Linked DNA regions of Homo sapiens: region 1 is linked to region 2. A link is a contact called in ENCODE Hi-C or POLR2A ChIA-PET data. All regions are on one chromosome and are shown on one strand. The core of a region is the stretch at or near the end of the contact, and the rest is flanking DNA. Distances in the headings are between cores, read along the strand shown. Region 1 overlaps ME3 (malic enzyme 3). Region 2 overlaps ME3 (malic enzyme 3).

Region 1 (3,155 bases), core at 557-3,056, 110 kb after region 2:
TTTCACAGACCAGCATTTTCTAGTTTGAATGCTGGGGAGAGAGATGGGGAATAAGATGTCATGGAATCTCTGACCTGGTCACAATCAAGCCCTGTAGAGACAATGTTTGCTGGAAGAAGTTGCAGGAACTGTTCTCATAAGAGACACTGTGAGAATGGGACACGTGCAGCCCCACCTTTATCCCAAGATGAGAAGGTGCAACACATGGTGAAAAACAGAGACTTTTTCTGTGTAGAACTCAGGGTGGCCCTGCTGGAGTGAGGGCTGCCCTGGCACTGGAGCTCCTGAACACACTCAGCTTTCTCATGGGAGGCCCTAGCAACACTGACAATAGTGATCCCCTGAGTGGCTCCGTGGACAGCAGACATCAAGAAGGAAGGGGCCAGAATCCCCATGGGGACTGTGCTGGCCTGCTAATGTAACCCCTGTTGAATTTAAGGCTGATCATAGCTGGGGCAACTCTGGTTAAGCCTTTTATCTATACTGAGTCCCAAATAATGCAAGTTTCCTCCAAAAAGTGAAGAAAACTGTGCAGGTGATAAACGAGACCTCGATTATGCTGTTGACAGGCAGCTTCCCCCAGATTTCCTTGGGGAAAGGAAACTCACAAAGGTAGGGAGCATCAGAGCTCCCTTCATTCCTCTGCCACCTCAAAATGATTTCATCCAAAATTATTACAACCCCTTTGATAGGGAATTACTAACCATAGGGAGATCCAAACCCATATATTGATTATCCTCACCTTAGAGGTATTGCTATCATCAGTTCTAAAGAAGAGACTTTAATGAATATCTAATCTTATTCTATACTTTCCTTACAGCCACATTGTGAGGAAGATTTTACAACCTTCCCTTTACAGATGAGAAGGCTAAGCAAGAGAGGTTACATAATGCTCCTGAAGTTCCACGGCTGTTACTTCACACTCTATTGCTTCTTAAACCAGGATGCATTTTATAATAAATAAGTATATTTGGTGTGATAATTTTTTTCCTGATGATTTTCTTTGACTAGAGGTAAGTGATAAAACCATTTGTATTCTTGCCACTATAGTACACATCCTCCCAGGACGTTGGTGAGACGGACCTCAGAAAATGTGGTGGGGTGTCAGGGGAGTTGTGAGAAAGGAGTGGATAAAAAAAGAAGAGTGGCCAGGCGCGATGGCTCATACCTGTAATCCCAGCACTTTGGGAGGCTGAGGCGGGTGGATCACCTGAAGTCGGGAGTTCAAGACCAGTCTGACCAACATGGAGAAACCCCATCTCTACTAAAAATACAAAATTAGTCAGGCATGGTGGTGCATGCCTGTAATACCAGCTACTCGGGAGGCTGAGGCAGGAAAATCGCATGAAACTGGGAGGCGGAGGTTGCAGTGAGCCAAGATCATGCCACTGCACTCCAGCCTGGGCAACAAGAGTGAAACTCTGTCAGAAAGAAAGAAAGAAAGAAAAGAAAGAAAGGAAGGAAGGAAGGAAGGAAGGAAGGAAGGAAGGGAGGAAAAGAGTGAATGAAAGTTAGACTCCTTGGCTACTCCCAATTTCCTCTTTATTTTGTAATTTGGGATCTGTAAAACTTTGAATACTGGGCTTCTTTTGTATTTTTACAAAGTAATAAGGACAACTTATCATAAAAGAGTGCCAGAGACTGGGCACTTTCACCAAAAGCCTTTAGGCAGGCGACTGTTCACTGCCTCGGTAAAGACTATGATCATCTTTCCTTGGCTCAGAGCACCTTAGGGAGGCCCAGGTATCTAATTATGACATCATCTTTGTTAATGATCACTGTGGCTTTTCAGAACAGTCCACTTCTCTCTACAAGGAGAAATGTTTTTCTTGGCTGACTGCCGCCACCTTCTTTTGTATTTGAGGAAAAGGGATGACTGTTTAGCAGCTGGTAATTTCAGGGATTACAAGATAATACTTCTTGAAGCTACTTTTCATCCTGAAGCTAATATTAAGGCAACCTCAGATTTACAAGTCTGCAAAGCAGAAATGAAGGCACTGTAGTTGCACCACGGCCTCCAACATAGGACAGGCACAAGACAGTTCACTAGGGCTTAAGGGGGAAGTGTGAGAACTTATATTTCTCTACAAAAGAAATAAACTTTGCTAATCGGCACTCAGATGCTTGTTCTGTGTATGTAAAAAAGTCATGGGGTATATGAGGGGTCTGAAGGTAAGAGTAGGGACTGTACAACATGTACAAGTCAGAGGAGTTGATGCTGGGGCCCTTATTCATTCTTACCACATTGAGAAGTTACAGTTTCCGTGTGTCTAGTAAATAGAGTTACAGATTATATTATCTGGTTTTAACAAAACTCTCAATATAAGACAGGCGGCTTTTGAAAAATGGCTGATTCTCACAGTCATATTTTAACCTAATACCCTTGTGGAATTCAGCGAGGACATGCTGGTAGGGACCTGACTATTGTTACTAGTTTTGAATGTCTCATCTGTTACAGGGCCACTGCTCTGACCTCTCCAAGTCAGGTGTAGTCCCCACCTGCTCTGGATTCTCCCAGGGAACCTTTGGATCTCCTCAAGATCTAACAACCAATGGGTTAATGTCTGGAATAGTAGGAGGCCTCAAGACCCTTCCCTAGCACTAAAGACCTGTGACCATTTCGACTGGTCAGTGCTTATGCCGAACCATTTTAAATCTTTTACCTATCACTCCTGACTTTACCTATTTCATCAGCTTTCCTGAATGATCATCTCTGGTTCAGCTACTGAACTCTATTTACCCATGGGCTCAGCCATGCCCAAGTTACCAGGATGAAATTTACTGGCATCAGAGGGAGGATATTTCAATAGCTCCCACCATCAAATGGCAGGGCGCAAAGGCAGCAAGCCCCTTAGATGGTGCTTCTGTCCCAGCCTTCTGCTCTTCAGAGGCCTGGGCTTCCCAGTGCCCATTCCTTATGTCTGAGTTTGTCCAGGGGTCAGTCTCCCAGTACTGCTTTGTGATCTGCCTAGTGCCTCTAGACCCAGAGCCCTACTGTGTACTTGACAATCTCTTCTCCTTCATTCAACAAACACCCATGAGTTCCTACTTTGGGCCAGGACTGTCATGTTAGGCACTGGGGATTGTTGAACAGAACAGGTCCTGGTCACTGTCCTCAAGTGTCTACTAGAGGAGACATGTGGGTTAACATACAA
Region 2 (3,181 bases), core at 200-2,699:
GGGTGGGAGTATGAGTGAATTTTCTATATTCTCTGTTTCTAGTTTTCCAGGTGGCTTATTTTTAGCTAGCTCTAGGGTGGGCCTTCTCCTAGATTTATACTTGGCTCAGTGGCTGAGATAGGGGGTACAGCAAACAGTTGGTGGCCAATAAGTGCACATTCATCATTGTGGACATCAGAAGGCGGGACTCTATGCAGGATCATACTTCTCAGAAGATGGGGTGCAGGCACCCCTGTCTTCACACAGCTGTGGCCTAGAGGGAGTGCTGAACTGTTGGCAGTGTCACAGAGACAGGGCTAAGGATACTGGGACTTCCTAACATCCTTCCCATGGTCTGCAAAGTACACAGTGTGCACCCTCTGAGGGCCTACAAAGTGACAGGCACCATGCTAGGCACTGTCGAAGACAGATGAATCAAACATGATCCCTGCCATCAGAGAACTCCCAGTTTACTAAAACTTGGGCACAAAACAGTAGAACACAGTGGGTAGTCAGAGATCACTGGAAATTGTTACATTCATTTATTTTTTGAGCATCAATTATGAACCAGGCTCAGGTACTGAGGATACCATGGTAACAAAATAGACCAAGCTCATTTCTGTTTGTAAGGAAAGAAATTACTAAATGATTACAAGTGTGATGGCTTTTATAAAACAGTTGTTCATGACATACTTTTTGTTAGTTTATGTACAGAAAAGTATGTTATCAGTATCAACCTACCTCTGCAGTGCCTCCCCGTGTACTCCATGTACCAGTAGCTTTATTCATTGTTCCCTACACATATCATGCATGTTTATACTTAGGTACATTTCCCCTGCTATTCTACCTATCTAGAAGACCATTTTGCAGTTCATTATTCCTTAAGACTGCCCAAATGATCAGCAAGACATTCCTTGCTACCCCAGGCATCCTTAACCATGCCTCCTTTTCCCATATCTACTTTTTTATCTAACCTGAATGAAGCTGGACTATATCATGGTCAGGCTCAGCACTGTACTGCATTCAAAAGAAACACCAAGCTGACATCCAAGGAAGTATCAACAAGCAGTTTAAATAAGTATTTAAATCACTTAAAGAAAGGGCGAGGAGAATTGCATTGTATGACCCTCTTCTGAAATCCCCAAATCCCCTTTGTCCTTAATTTTCTCCAAAGTCCACTTATTATGTGGCACTCCCTATTTTCTCTGCCTCCCTCCAAGTAACTCCATACTTCTTACTCTCCGCCCATAAAACTCTCTTTCATTTCAGTTCTACGGAGTCAGAATTTGTATTTAAAAAGATCTCCAGATGATTTGTATGCCATTCCAGTTTGAGATGCACTGAACTAGATGGCCTCTCTAGGTGAGGTACTAGTTTCCTGCCATTGGCTAGCGGGAGTTTTCTGCTCATCGGAGTCTGTTTCAGGACAGCCTTTTGCCTCCCTGAAAGGAGGGGTTGCGCAAAGCATTTGCCACCAGATGGCGCCAAAGGTATTCCATCAGAGATGATCCCGCAGACACTACACTCTGGATGGGTCTTTTTCTTTTTGGGTGTCAACCGTCTTCTGGGGTTATTTGCAGGTTGAATAACTGGGCTTCCTCACAGAAATTCGGTGCTGGATGGGGATTGGAGATCATGGCATTTAACAGTTGTACAGATGAGGAAATTGACAGAGAAAGGTGGCTTGGCCCTGTCAGTCACCCAAAGCAAGGAAACCTGGGGGTTTCCTTCCCAGGTTTGCTTCCATCCCTTCATGATCTCTGCTGCTCAGACAGCCCTTCCTGACTATAGTTGAAGGCAGCAGGAGAGGTGTTATGGGGTTTCTCTGGGGAAGGACGGAGCAGGGTGGTAGCAGAGGCAGAGGGAAGTGAACTTAGGCAGTAGATGTCAACATTCAGCTGTACCTCTGGAAGGGGAGGGGAGCTCAGAACAATGGGAAATCTGATGGGAAAGAGTCACACATTACAATAAAAGGATGCAAGGTCAGCTGCCATTTATTGATCACTCTTACTGTGGCCTTGGCTCTGTGCTGTGTGCTTACCAGCACAGGATTTGCTCAATTAATCTTCCCAACAACTCCATGAAGTAGGGACTACTGTGCTCCTATTTTTTGCCCTTAAAAGTGGAGAGTGACGCTCAAGGGAAATGGAACTAATCAGGACAGAACTTCTGAATCCTTTCACCACCAAGTCTTCAGACCCTCTGCCTCCAATGTCCAAGTACTTGCTTTTCCCCCTGTTACCATCGATGCCTCCCTGCTTCTAGCTAAAGCACCACTTGTCTAATGGATCCCATCATTTTTGCCTACTTGTCCCATTATTCCCACTCCTATTTCCTGCATATTCAATTTTGCCCTCTCTACTGGATCATTCTCATCAGCATACAAATACACTGTAAAACTTCCATCTTTAAAAGGCCCTCCCTTGGTCCTATATGTCCCACCCTATTTCTTACTCTCCTTTATAGGCAAACTCTTCTAGAGAGCTGAATATATTAACTGCATCTAGTTCCTTCCTCCTTGGTCCCCATGAAACCCAGTCCAATCAAATGACTGACCCACCTCTTGTCAGGGTCCCCAAGTACCTCCAGGTGGCCAAATTCAGTAATCAGTTCTCAGCCTTCTTCTTTCTTGACCTCTCAGCAGCATTTGGTACTGTTGCCCATTTTTTTCCTTTGGGAAGCTATTTCTGCACTTGGTACAGGCCAGAACTCAAGAGGAAAAACAGTGGTTCTTAAGCTCCAAATTACAAAATTTGGCAAATAAAGTTATCTCCATCATTAACCTGCATTTTTGGGGTGCTCTTGGGCTATGCACTAGGGGTTTAAAACTGGAAAGGAAGCTACTTAGCTGTTTCGAGGTAACCACTCTGAGAAGCCCATGGGTCCAGGGATGTGCTGGAACATGACTTGTGCCCATAAATGCCATGGGCAGCTGAAAGTGTGGCAGGTTGTTCCTATTCATGGTAAAAGAAAAAGAAGTTTTTTTTTCCAGAGGGAGATTTCCATAATTACATTTCCTGCAAACTGAGTACTTGAGGTTGTAGCTTCAGGAAATAGCACAAAAGGACATGCTGAAAATGTAGTTTCTGCTTTTAATAGTCAGATTTGACAAAGTTAAAGGAGTTGCCATGCTGAACAATAGATTATTGGAGGAAAGAATTTACTGCTTTATCAGGTAAGGGAAAACTTCTGACCCAGGCAG

What was found. A loop is a pair of places that touch in the nucleus more often than their neighbours do. ChIA-PET counts read pairs that join two places held with the same protein, here RNA polymerase II (POLR2A). Pooled maps may share reads with other maps.
Region 1: a map of MCF 10A shows a loop between it and region 2 (7-fold over the local background). The contact joins two enhancer-like sites. A Hi-C loop is called at or near these places in 16 of 168 maps with a recorded cell type or tissue (A673, Caco-2, Calu3 and 10 more), 3 of 37 single-sample maps with no recorded cell type and 11 of 50 pooled maps. POLR2A ChIA-PET finds 5 or more read pairs at or near these places in 2 of 52 experiments (HEK293 and Panc1).

What each region holds. Positions count from the first base shown.
Region 1 is chr11:86,565,790-86,568,944 of GRCh38, forward strand. The region is part of intron 2 of ME3 (malic enzyme 3); the gene reads right to left. Among named protein-coding and RNA genes, the nearest start is that of ME3, 110 kb to the right of the region's middle. Within about 2 kb of position 1,807, at least 8 of the 41 ENCODE cell types and tissues checked have a DNase peak (open chromatin) inside an H3K27ac peak, as active enhancers do; they include endothelial cell of umbilical vein and heart right ventricle, where a contact is called at or near this core.
Region 2 is chr11:86,454,827-86,458,007 of GRCh38, forward strand. The region is part of intron 8 of ME3 (malic enzyme 3); the gene reads right to left. Among named protein-coding and RNA genes, the nearest start is that of CCDC81, 82 kb to the left of the region's middle. Within about 2 kb of position 1,450, at least 5 of the 41 ENCODE cell types and tissues checked have a DNase peak (open chromatin) inside an H3K27ac peak, as active enhancers do; they include endothelial cell of umbilical vein and heart right ventricle, where a contact is called at or near this core.